Linked DNA regions of Homo sapiens: region 2 is linked to region 1. The links are chromatin loops, found by intact Hi-C in ENCODE. Cell type or tissue: OCI-LY7. All regions are shown on one strand. Links, peaks and the distances in the headings refer to the core of each region. The heading gives the core; the rest is flanking DNA. Region 1 has its middle 95 kb from the start of MIR4475. Region 2 overlaps MELK (maternal embryonic leucine zipper kinase).

Evidence for each region. Peaks named below come from ENCODE experiments on the same cell type or tissue, not always from the same donor. Only the 100,000 strongest peaks of a DNase experiment are listed, where the experiment ranks them.
Region 2: a loop joins it to region 1, with 6 times the contacts of the local background. A loop is called at or near these places in 30 of 110 quality-filtered maps.

The regions. Positions count from the first base shown.
Region 1 is chr9:36,725,492-36,732,081 of GRCh38, forward strand. No RefSeq gene overlaps it. Among named protein-coding and RNA genes, the nearest start is that of MIR4475, 95 kb to the right of the region's middle. RefSeq lists an enhancer at 443-944. In OCI-LY7, for the core only: a CTCF peak has its summit at 3,633 (motif pointing left); a DNase peak (open chromatin) is centred at 3,590; H3K27ac peaks cover 399 bases.
Region 2 is chr9:36,634,763-36,641,352 of GRCh38, forward strand. The region is part of intron 10 of MELK (maternal embryonic leucine zipper kinase); the gene reads left to right. Among named protein-coding and RNA genes, the nearest start is that of MELK, 65 kb to the left of the region's middle. In OCI-LY7, for the core only: a CTCF peak has its summit at 3,329; DNase peaks (open chromatin) are centred at 3,299 and 4,709; H3K4me3 peaks cover 321 bases; H3K27ac peaks cover 1,255 bases.

The sequences.
Region 1 (6,590 bases), core at 835-5,834:
GGCCTACTATGAAGGAAAGAATGCTGCCCATTACACTTTGACTTATGATGGATTGCAAGTTATATCTCAATTTCAGAGATACTAACATGTGAAAAAAAATACCCACCTTAGAATCGATGAACCAGGTACCACGTTGGGAACCTCTGGGCTATGGTGGTGAATAAGGCCATTAAAGCCTCTGCCACTGCTCAATTTGCAGCTCAGTGCAGGCTTCTGGGTGGAGACACTTTTCCAAAAACTCCTGAGGTCTAAGTATGTCTCCTTGAAGACTGTGGCAGGTATCCTATGTTCAATTTAAAATGTCAGATGTGAGGGAGAGTTCCAGGCTGTATGGGGTGCCAGAAGAGAAAATTCTTGGTTTACATGGTCACATGATTGCTCTGGGACCTGGGGCCAGTCAGTTGTGCTTTCTGTGTCTCTGGTGTGAACAGGGGGATTGATTCTAGCTCTGAGGCCTTCCTGGCTTCAACCTTCAGGGACTCTGTTGGGTCCCCCATGGTGGCCAAGTCCCCCTCTCCCAATTGCAGGAAGGGCTTCCTTCTGGATATATGGTCTGCCAAGGGAATGCAACTCTCCCTTGGTGAGTGCCACTCACTGCCAGACTGGGATGGGTGGGAGTGGTGCTTGGGGTGGGATAGGCAGGGGAAGCTCCAGGTGTCAGGTTACACTCCTTGCAGAGCACTGCTGGGCCTGAATGGGAGCCAGGGAGAACGTCCTGCCTTCTCCATCTTTGTTCCTACTAGTTTTTCACAAAGGGACACATGCAGTTTTCCCCTTCATTGTGGGTTCCCTATGTGGGAAAATTCCATTTGCTAGGCCTCAGAACCAGTCCGTGGAACCATGACGGCACCTTCCCCCACCCAGTGTGCCCGATTAGCCTCCAGAGGAGGCTTCTGAAAGGTCAGCTGGTGGGGCATTTCTACCCTGTTGTGGACGATGTGAGGTCAGCACAGACTCCAGGGAGGGCGGCCAGTTTCTACCTAGTCCTGAAAGCAGCACTAAGTTAAATGCTCGCGGGGGTGGGGCAGGAGGGTGGGAAACCCAAGGCTGAGAATACTGTTTGTTTAGAGCGTGATCCACAGAGCATCGAGGGCCCGCTTTCTGTACCTCATTATGTGAAGCCTTGAAGCCTTGTGGTGCCAGCTAAGGGGGGAAGTGCTCAGTGTGGGCCAAGGGAGGAGCTACCCCTGGGGTCCCTCCTGCTGAAAGTCTGGAGTGGTCATGGGGATGAGGGCAGAATTAGATACCTGTCCCAGGACCCTGGTTGAGGGTAGAAAGTCATTTCACGTCGGGAGGAGGCTGGGGGCTGATGCGACACTTGAAAATATATATTTATCATTTTTTTATGACTAGATAAATACTAGAAAATCTAGAAACATAGACAAAAATCCAAAAGAATAAAATAAAAATCACAGCAATCCAATAATCTAGAGTCAACTTCCTTTGACATTCTGGTGTATTTTCTATTAGAATCTGTGTTCTAAACACAGGCCTAGATCTTACATTTGAAGGGCCCAGGGCAAGGGTACAATTGGAGTTCCACATACCATATGTTTAAATATTTAATATTTAAATCATTTTTTCTAAGAAAGATTTTCTTCTGAAACATTCAAAATTATCTGTCAAGACCAAAAGGCAAAACTCAAATTACAATGAGTAAATCTTAAAAATTTAGATGAAAATTATTTCTGTAAAGCAGACATTAAAATTTTTTAAAAACGTTTGATTACATTCCATTAGGTATTAAAAATAGCAAAACTCTATGCTATTTGAATGGCCAGGATCCAGGGTCTATAGTTGTCAATGTAAAGAACTGATATACTTCATACATATTATGTCTGGACCTACACGCAGGGAAATTTAAGAGTGCAATGAATCGTTTGCTATTGCAGAATAGTCTTCAGCTGTTAGGTTCCTCTGGAACCATGAATTAGAACATGAAGAAAAGCAAGGAAATGGACACTTGGCACTGCTGGGAGACTATACTTTGTTATGTAAGAAAATGTTGCATTCCACGCTACCTGAGAGGAAGTGTTTGACAAATTAATTTGTCTATTCTCTTACATGCTTAAGCACGTCCACTGCTCAAATTTTCCCTGTACTCTGAAGCGTCGTCCATCTCTGATGTCAGCCACAGCACAGCCCACGTGGTGTTGTGGCATTGGGATTCAGTCCCTTTTGTCTCAAAGACAGAGGACAAGACCTGGAGACACATCTCCTGGGTCTTGATGATGTTAGTCCCAAGTTAATGTTTAGGGTTACGCTATGCAGCACTGAACACCAGGTCGCAAGTAACAGAAGTGACTGTCTTCATAATAACTATTTGCCTATGTGTGTTTATGAAATGCCGAACACTTTGAATTGTGGGATCTAAGGCATGGACCACACTTACCCAGGTCTAAGGTCTAAGCGTGTGTGTGTGCGTGTGTGCGTGCATGTGCATGTGTGTGCGTGTGTGTGTATATAAAACTATGTATATATTTAATTTAAAATTAATATATTTATTTTAATATTGTAAGGTCTAATTTTAAAAAATACATATATAGAAAATTAGTACTAAATAGTGAGTACCTCTGGAACCACAAATTATATTTTATATGCACAAGGAATTTTAAAATATTAGGAATGTACAATATGTATTATTTCCTCAGTTTTCTAGCATAATTTTTTTCTTTATACATATTCTTCTAAAAATTTATTTTTAATGATTATACAGTATTCCACAAAACAGATATGTCATTATTTATTTATTTATTGAGACAGAGTCTCACTCTGTTGCCCTGGCTGAAGTGCAATGGTGTGACCTTGGCTCACTGCAACCTCTGCCTCCTGGGTTCAAGCGATTCTCCAGCCTTAGACTCCTGAGTAGCTGGGATTACAGGTCGCCGCCACCACGCCCGGCTAATTTTTGTATTTTTAGTAGAGATGAGGTTTCACCAGGTTGGCCAGGCTAGTCTTGAACTCCTAACCTCAAGTGATCCACCTGCCTTGGCCTCCCAAAGTGTTGAGATTGCAGGCATGAGCCACTGGGCCTGGCTGTGTCATCATTTATTAAAGCAGTCCTGTAGTGGTTGTTTCCAATTTTTATGTTGCTTCCAGTTTTTCTCTACTATCAACACCGCCACAATGAACATCCTTGTGTGCATGTAAGCTACATTTCTGGAAGTGGCATCCTCAGGTCGGAGCATATACATTGTGTATATTTAGTTGAGTCAGGGGGCAGCCCCTTTAAAAAGACCCAAGTTTCATTGATAAGCTCTTTTATTTTTTGTTTGTTTAGAGTTGGTCCCAGGGAGACCGAAGCCTGCAGGCAGTACTAGAATTGGCCCAGGGAATGGGGTCTGGAGTTATGGATCCCAACTCTCTCTGAGCTTGGGAGAGTCCCTTCCCCTGTCTGGGCCTCACTTTCTTTATCTGTTCAAAGAAGACTCATTGGTACTGACCTAATGAGAAAAAAAAGGGAAAATAAAAGAAGAACAAAGAGGAGTCAGAGTAGGTTGCAGAGTCCTTGCAATCAGAAACGCTCTGATTCTGGGAGGGTTTGCTTGCTGGGTAAGTGGAGCCAAGCTCCAGCCTCTGGGGCTCTGTCCCTGAGACCATCCTGCCCCCTGCTGGCCAGTTGCCAAATGCCAGCTTTGTTCCTGACTCCCACAGGGAGATTCCCCGGAAATTTGCTGGACTCCCAGCAAGTCAGTTGCCCACTGTGAAAGCAGGAGGCTACAAGAGTATGAGAAGTGAGCGCCAACATTGCTACAATTCATTTAGCTGCTGTTTCACTTCTGGAAATTACATTCTTTGGGCTGTGCTTCCAAATGTCTCATTTCATTCATTTGTTCAGCAAATGCTTCCAAGTTCCTCCTTTGTGTCTGGGCTATGTTAGGGGGCTGGAGACACAGTGTTTGCCTGCAAAAAATGCACAGGCTAGATAGGGCCAAAGAACTGGCCATAGGTTACTACCATACAGAGGACAGAGAGGGGCACAGAGAAAAGCCTTCAGATGTTTAATTATTAGGCTATTGCTGGGCTTTCAAACCCCTGATCCTCATCTGTCTAGATAAAGAGCATAAATAGATGTATACTGGGTTGAATAGCATCCCTCCCTAACACTTGTCCACCCAGAACCTGTGAATGCAATACAGGGTCTTTGCAGATGTAATCAAGTAAAGATGAGGTCATGCTAGTGGGCCCTAATCCAATGATGGGTGTCCTTATAAGACGAGGAGACAGAGACCCAGAGAGACATGCAGAGGGGAAGGCCATGTGAAGGCACTCATAAGTCCCAGAATGGCGGGGATTGCCAGGAACCACCAGCAATTAGAAGAGGCAAGGAAGGATTTCTCCCCTGGAGAGACCATGGCTAGCTGACACCTTAATTTTGGACTTTGGGCCTCCAGAGATACGGGACAATACATTGATGTTGTTCTAAGCCACCCAGTTTGTGGTAATTTGTTGCAGCAGCCCTTGGAAACTAATGCAACAAACTTCTTGAGGATGAAAGTTAGCAAACTGAGGAGTACTCGGAATCCAAGTGAGTGAGTGTGTGTGTGTGTGTGTGTGTGTGTCAGGGTGGGAGGAGCTGGAAGTTTCAAGTTACAGCTTCATCTTGGCTGACTGGCTGTGTGTCCTTGGGTAAGTCCCTTCCTTCCCCTCTCTGGGCATTGGTTTCTTGGCCTATATAGGAAGACATTAGACTAGCCCAGTAGCCTTTGCAATTCATTCTGCTGCTGTTTCATTTCCGAAAACTGCATTCTTTGGGACCATGACAAAACCTTTTTTTGTCCTTTTTTAAAGAATCTGGACCCTTTTTTTTTCTCAAACAAAAGTAAACATATTGCCCCGCATATAAATGAGCACAGCTAAGCTGTGCCAGGCACAGGGTTCTGGGGCTGGTGAAGTACTTTTGGGATTTCCTGACCCTTCTCCAAGAACACCAAGGTTGTGCTGGATCCTGTACTGGCCCCTCTGGCATTCAGAAGGTGACATATGATGTCAAATAACTGTGGGTAATCCCAGAGTGAGTCCCTTTCTTCATGATTTAACAGGAAGGTTTATTTAGTCCTTGGGGTTTATGAGTTTGGGATCACAGAGCTTTTATGTGGACTCAGGAAGGGTGAGTGTATCAGTTTCCTGTGGCTGCTGTAACAAATGGCCACAGAGCTGGTGGCTTCAAACAACCGAAATTTATTCTCTTGTAGTTCTGGAGGCCAGAAGCCTCAAATCAGTCTCACCGGGTGGAAACGGAGGTGCTGGTGGAGCCATGCTCTCTCCACAGGCTCTAAGGGAGATTCCTTTCCTCGTGGCTTCCAGAACCTGGCGACTGCCTGTGTTCCTGGCTTGGGGCCACATCTCTCCAATCTCTGCTTCTGTGGCCACACTACCATTTCCTCTGCCTGTGTTACATCTCCCCCTACCTCTGTCTTATGAGGACACTTGTGACTGTATTTATCCCCTGCCCCCAGATAATCGAGGATCATCTATCTCATTTTCAATTTATCCACATCTGCAGAGTCTATTTTGCTGTATAAGGTAAGTGCACAGTCTAATCTGGGAATTAGACCCTGATACTGGGGCCATCATTCAGTGCACTGTAGAAGGTGATATATCCATGATGAAGCCCATGGCAGAGACCAACTCTGTCAGTCTCCTCTCTTATTCTCATTACTCCCACCCTCCCTCTCTGCCCAGGAAAGAAGCTATAGAAGGCATTTGGAACCCTTTTTTGGGTAAGGGGCGGAGGCGGGGAGGGAGGAGGCTGTGGCATTGTTTGCCGGCCAACCTCCTGGGCAGCTCCTGCTGAGCTGAGGACACAGGAAGGCAGAGCCATTCCCATGGAGAAATAGAACAAGGCCCAACCTGGCAGCCATGTCTGGAGGCAGCCCTTTGTCAAAAGTTCATCTGACCAGGGAGAGAAATTGCATACTCAGAGTTAGATCTTGTGCAAGGAGCTTCCCCATGCCATGTAATCCTCTCAAGAACCCTCTGAGACAGAGGTTATTAGGACCACTTTACAGATGAGAAAACAGGCTCTGGGAAGGAAAGTGACTTTCCAAGCTACATAGTGTTAAAAGAAAAACTTCAGCTGAATTAAATGTAAAGGAATTTAATTGAGCAATGAACGATTCGAGAATCGTGCAGCTCCCAGAATCACAGCAGATTTGGAGAGACTCCAGGGATGCCTCCTGGTCAGAACAAATTTATAGACAACAAAAGGGAAGTGACGTACAGAAATCGAAAGTGAGGTACAGAAACAGTTGATTGCTCACAGTTTGGCGTTTGCCTTATTTGAACACAGTTTAAACACTTAGTGGTCTATGAGTGGTTGAAGTATGCCGCTGGGATTGGACAAAACTCAGCTGTTGTTACAGGCACATACTCCTAAGTTAGGTTTTCAATCTTGTCAGCCTGTTAAGCTAGGTTACAGTTTGTCCACAAGGACTCAGATATAGAAGTATGGAGTTCTGGCTGGGTGCGGTGGCTCACATCTGCAATCCCAGCACTTTGGGAGGCTGAGGTGGGTAGACCACTTGAGGTCAGGAGTTCGAGACCAGCCTGGCTAATATGGTGAAATCCTGTTGCTTCCAAAAATGTAA
Region 2 (6,590 bases), core at 718-5,717, 91 kb before region 1:
CCCAGGCGGGTAGATTATGAGGTCAGGAGTTCGAGACCAGCCTGACCAATATGGTGAAACTCTGTCTCTACTAAAAATACAAAAATTAGCTGGGCGTGGTGGCACACACCTGTAATCCCAGCTACTCAGGAGGCTGAGGCAGGAGAATAGCTTGAACCCGGGAGGAGAGTGAGACTCCATCTCAAAAGAAAAAGAAAAAGAAAAAAATGGCTAATTGAGCTCATAATTCAGTCATACAGGTGCTTTTCCTCGAGACAGCTATCAAACTTTGGTATTGTAGAAGTACATTATGCTACTTCCTATTTAGTCACACAGAGTATTAAAAACGTACTCAGAAATGTAATAAAATTAATATATTTTACTGGTTTATCAAGGAAATTCTTAATTGAAACTGGCTTCTTTTCGAACTATGGGTATATGACAAAGAATACAATATTTTAGTACAGTTTGGTGCCACTGCATTGATTCATACTAAGGTGCCAGCAATTTATTTATTTAATTTTAATTTTTTTTTTTTTGAGTGGGAATCTCGCTATTATCGCCCAGACGGGAGTGCAATGGCACGATCTTGGCTGACTACAACCTCCGCCTCCCAGTTTCAAGCAATTCTCCTGCCTCAGCCACCCGATTAGTTGGGATTACAGCCGCCTGCTACAACGTTTGGCTAATTTTTGTATTTTTAGTAGAGATGGGATTTCACCATGTTGGCCAGGCTGGTCTTGAACTCCTGACCTCAGGTGGTCCGCCTGCCTTGGCCTCCCAAAATGCTGAGATTACAGGCATGAGCCACTGCACCTAGCTGCCAGCAATTTTATCACTGCATTTGTACCATCCATACAAATGTCAACACTTTGAAAAATGAAAAATAATATTATTATAAAAATAGTTTGACCTTGGAGACTCTCAGGCATCTGCAGACCGTGCTTTGAGAACTGGTCTAATATGCGTATATGTAAAAAAACATAAACAACACCAAGTGTTATTTAAGTTTAAACAATTTAAAAAATACTATTTCTACATTGTTTTTAAAAAATGCTTTTTTTTTTTTTTTTGAGATGGAGTCTCGCTCTGATGCCCAGGCTGGAGTGCAATGGCGCAGTCTCAGCTCACCACAACCTCCGCCTCCTGGGTTCAAGTGATTCTCTTGCCTCAGACTCCCGAGTAGCTGGGACTACAGGCATGTGCCACCATGCCTGGCTAATTTTTATATTTTTAGTAGAGACGGGGTTTCACTGTGTTGGCCAGGCTGGTCTTGAACTCCTGACCTGCCTGCCCTGGCCTCTCAAAGTGCTGGGATTACAGGCGTGAGCCACTGTGCCTGGCCTTAAAAATGCTTTTTTTCAAACAAATGGCCACTTGGTAAAAATGTGGATATTACTATAGGACTTGGATATTTTGTGTATTAGTTATTGCTGCATTAAAAACTACCCTGAAATTTAGTGGCTTAAAACAATAATTTGGCTGGGCACGGTGGCTCACGCCTGTAATCCTAGCACTTTGGGAGGCCGAGGCAGGTGGATCACCTGAGGTTGGGAGTTTGAGACCAGCCTGACCAACATGGAGAAACCCGTTTCTAGTAAAAATACAAAATCAGCTGGGCGTGGTGGTGCATGCCTGTAATCCCAACTACTCGGGAGGCTGAGGCAGGAGAATCACTTGAACCTGGGAGGCGGAGGTTGCAGTGAGCCAAGATTGCGCCATTGCACTCCAGCCTGGGCAACATGAGCGAAACTCCGCCTCAAAAAATAAATTAATTAAAAAAAAACAGTAATAATTTACAGTTCTGTGGACCAGATATTTGGGCTGGGTTCAGCTGGGCTGTTCTTATGTAGGCCTTACCTGGGGTCGTGGCTACAGTCATCTTGTAACTGGGCTGAATGGTCCAAGCCTCACTAGAAAGACTGGCTGTTTCCTGGGCCACATGTGTCCATCAGGCTAACCTGGACTTTTTTATGTAGCAACTGGATTTCTTTCTTTCTTTCTTTCTTTCTTTCTTTCTTTCTTTCTTTCTTTCTTTCTTTCTGTCTGTCTTTCTTTCTTTCTGTCTTTCTTTCTTTCTGTCTTTCTTGTCTTTCTTGTCTTTCTTGTCTTTCTTACCGAGTCTCACTCTGTCACCCAGGCTGGAGCAGTGGCACGATCTCTGCTCACTGCAAGCTCTGCCTCCCGGGTTCATGCCATTCCCCTCCCTCGGCCTCCCGAGTAGCTGGGACTACAGGTGCCTGCCACCACCCGGCTAATTTTTTGTGTTTTTGGTAGAGACGGGGTTTCACCATGGTAGCCAGGATGGTCTCGATCTCCTGACCTTGTTATCCGCCTGCCTCGGCCTCCCAAAGTGCTGGGATTACAGGCATGAGCCACTGCACCCGGCCAGCAACTAGATTTCAAAAGAAGAAAGAGGATAAGCCCTAGTGCTCTAGCATTTTTCAAGCTTCTGCTTGCATTGTACTTACTAATGTTCCACTGGCCAAAGCAAGCCATGTGACAAAGCCCAGAGCCACTATGGAAGGTGTATCTTTCAAGGTTGTACAATTCTTATTCCCTATTTATAGATAAGGGAACGGAAAAATGAAAAGCAACTATTTAAGATATAAATGTAGTGAGAAGAGTGGCATTGCTTTACATCTTTGCCAATTTCTTTGAAGTCTGTCTTATTAGAAGACAACTCATGTGCTTCTGCATTCAGCCTGTTTTGATAACATCGTTTTGATTGAAACAAATGAAGAAAATACAGCCTCACACAGATATGTAATTAGAAAAAATAGAAGTATTTTAATAGTGTTTCCAGATAATTGGGGATATTCTCTGATATGTCACCAAAACTTTTGCAGTGGACTAGGACATGTGCATGAATCAACACAACAGCTTAGAGGTGTGTCTCAGATATGCCACAGCATAGAATTGGTAGAGCTGTGGGGTATTTGCTTTCTGGAATAATCACACCAATGTAAATATCCTTCCCAGTAGCCAGCTCGTCTTGGAAAGATAGACTATACTTGCTCCAAGCCCTTTCTCACTGTTCTGCCCACTATTAATGGGCCATGTGGCCTGAGCTGAAATCACTCCTGATTCTCCTATGACTGTCAACTCCTAAAACTTCTGTTATCTAAATTCCCCCAGCCCTACATGACATCTTTAATATCTATTGAGCAAATATAACATAATTCTAACAGCAACCACACCAAGATCCTAAGAAAAGCAGAATGTGCAAGTGTCTGAGCAGTGTAGCAGCAGAACCAGGGAAGCTGTGATGTGCCCCTTGTGAGGTGGAGAGAGTGGGTGGTGCAAATGCCTGTGTTCAGCCATTGGGGGTCATCATTTCTCCATGTGCGGAGGGCTTTGCACATCTTCTCAGCCATGATCCTAATAGGATAGAATACATTACTGTTTGTGTTAGATGCCAAAATGAAGAAAGTCTCTGCTTTCTACAACCCCAAGAGTTTTTTTTTATTTGGGACACAGTATAAAGTAAAATATATAAAGTTATGAGTGTTCCAAAAGAGTATACAGTTTCCCTTACATCTTTTTTTTGTTTGTTTTTTTGAAATGGAGTTTCGTTCTTGTTGCCCAGGCTGGAGTGCAGTGGTGTGATCTCGGCTCACCGCAGCCTCTTCCTCCTGGGTTCAAGCGATTTTCCTGCCTTAGCCTTCCGAGTAGCTGGGATTACAGGCATGCGCCACCACGCCCAGCTAATTTTGTATTTTTAGTAGAGACGGGGTTTATCCATGTTGGTCAGGCTGGTCTTTAACTCCCGACCTCAGGTGATCGGCCGACCTCAGCCTCCCAAAGTTCTGGTGTTACAGATGTGAGCCACCATGCCCAGCCTCCCTTACATCTTAATTTAATAATTGCTACTATTTACTGAGCACGTAGAGTAGAATAGTGTACTATTTTAGTAAGGGCTCTCTGTATATTATACTGTGGTAAAATATAGGTAGAACTGTTAGGATAGTACCTTTAAGAGTCAGGCACTATCCTATGGGCTTTATGTTGTGTTAACTCCTTTAATCCATTTAATCTGTACGCCAATCCTCCGAAGAAGGTACTATTATTGCCCCTTTTTGCAGATGAGGCAACTGAGACACAGAATCATTAAGTAACTTGCCCATGGTCAAACAACGAGTAAGTGTAGAACCAGGATTTAAACGCACACCGAAGGGTTCTGGAATGGAATGGATCTGATAGGCTAGCTGATTCAAGCTCAGGGCCCACGTCCTGTGTATTTGCAGCCTTTGTGGCGAGCATTGCTTATCTGGTGTCTGTTGAAGTAGCTACTGGAGCAGAGTGATGGAGAGGTGGCATTGTGTTATGGTAGGAAAACCTGGGGCTAGGAATGAAAAATGCCAGTCTTAGGCAGATCACAGTAACTTTTCTGAGTCTTCATTTTATCACCTCTAATATGGGTATTCTAATGTCAATCTGTGTATGTTTGGGTCATGTTTTGCCATTTATAGAGTAACTTTACATGTTGTATCATTAATCTCTTTTGCCTGCCTTGCAGAGCTGTTACAGGATCAAATGAATTATATACAGGAGAGGCATAATGAATTGTTGTTGCTTTTTAAAGGATTTGCTTTTCTCTTTCAGTGTTGTGTTTCATCAAGAGTGAACTATTAAAAAAAATTCAGATTTCCTTGAATATTTAAGGTATAGATGCTGTCTGTTCTGTAACTCTACGCATGATCGCCTCCTACCATTTTCATACATAGTTCTGGTACCCAAGTATTGCATCAAATAGAAATTATAGTCAGTTTCATTTTCTGCCCTGGCGAACAGGAAATGTAGTAGGCACAGATAATCCAAAATAATTGGCTAGCTTTTGGTATGCAGTTTTGTACTTAATTTGAGTATGTGTGGCTGAGGATTCAGAGCGCTTTAAGTATTGATCCTCTTTGGAAGACACAGCTTGAGATTAATCATGTTTTTTAGACCCTTGGTATCTTTTCTACCACACTCATTTCATTGTTTCCAGTTCAGGAGCCCAGCAGAGATAGTAGAACCTCCTTCTTCCATCTCCTGCCTTTCTCACACATATGCCTTGTGGTAAAGGTACAGGCAGGAGGCTGCGGGAGAGAGGGGTTCTTTTACAGTTAAAAAAATATTTTTTTTTTACACTTAAGATGATGGAGGGAACCTCAAAAATTTATTTTCTTGCTTGAGCAGTGTTGACATCAACAAGAGGATACCAGGTATTAAGGTGTCTAGGCTTCTGAGGTTGAGACCATCTTGAGGGGAAATCTACAGTTCTAGGAGCGGTCATAGTCAAAGCAGCACAATGAAAACTTATTCTTAGCACTTTGGACTTTAACAGTACCACTAGTATAAACCTTTGTGGTCTCTACTTTGTAACCCATGAGGTTGTGCTTATACCAGTCAATAATGCAAGGCTCTCTCAGTCTGTTTGAGCTGCTGTGACAAAATACCATAAATTGAGTGGCTTAGAGAGAACAGAAATTTATTTCTTGCAGTTCTGGAGGTTGGGAAGTTCAAGATCAAGGCATCATAGAGCTAGAGTTCTGGAGAGTAAAAATAAAGAAAAAAAAGATCAAGGCACCAGCAGATTTGGTGTTTGATGAGGGCCCACTTTCTGGTTCATAGAATGGCTCTTTCTTGCTGTGTCCTCACGTGGTGGAACGGGAGAAAGGGGAAAGGCCTCTGGAGCCTCTTTTCTTTCTTTTCTTTTCTGTTTCTTTTTCTTTTTTAAAGAGATAGGGTCTCATTCTTTTACCTGGGCTGGAGTGCAGTGGCTTGATCATACCTCACTGTAACCTTGAACTCTTGGGCTCAAGTGATCCTCCCACCTCAGCCTCCTGAGTAGCTAGGACTACGCATGTGAGCCATCGCACCTGGCTAATTTTTGAATATTTTTTTGTAGTAATGGAGTCTTGCTGTATTGCCCAGGCCAGTCTCCAACTCCTGGCTTCAAGTGATCCTCCCACCTTAGCTTCCCAAAGCCCTGGGATTACAGGCATGAGCCATTGTACTTTGGCCTGGGGCCTCTTTTATAAGTGTAATAACCCCATTTATGAGGGCAGAGCCCACTTGTGACCTACTCACCTCCCAAAGACCCAACCTCCTAATACTATTACACTAGTGATTAGGTTTCAGCGTATGAATTGAGGGGAAAAATTTGTCTTTACTGTTTCTTTTCATGATGGCAGCCTTTCTCTTGAGCTTGTTGTTACAAGTGTGATGTTCAAAACAAGGGAAGCTCATGATATTGCCCTGCCTTGTGCTGGGCAGACCTCTCTTTCTTGTTATGTTTGGTTCTGAATACTTCACTTTGATGTGTAGTATCAACCTGGAGTGTGATCTAAAGAAAGGGCCAGAATAGTAAGGGGAGTTAATCATTAAAGTGGAGGTTGGCGGAACTAGAAAACGGAAGACTTGCAGAGGAAAGGTTGCTTATAATAGGAATACGCAAATTTCTGAAAGGCTCTTTTAGCACAGAGGAAATAGAATTATGACTGTTGGTGAAAATAACCAGTTTTTGAGGGCCTACTCTGTTGAGATGTTGTACTAGGCGCTTGCTCTATGTTGCATATATTGCAGGGCACATACCATCTCTCTCTAGCAGATGATGAAACTGAGAC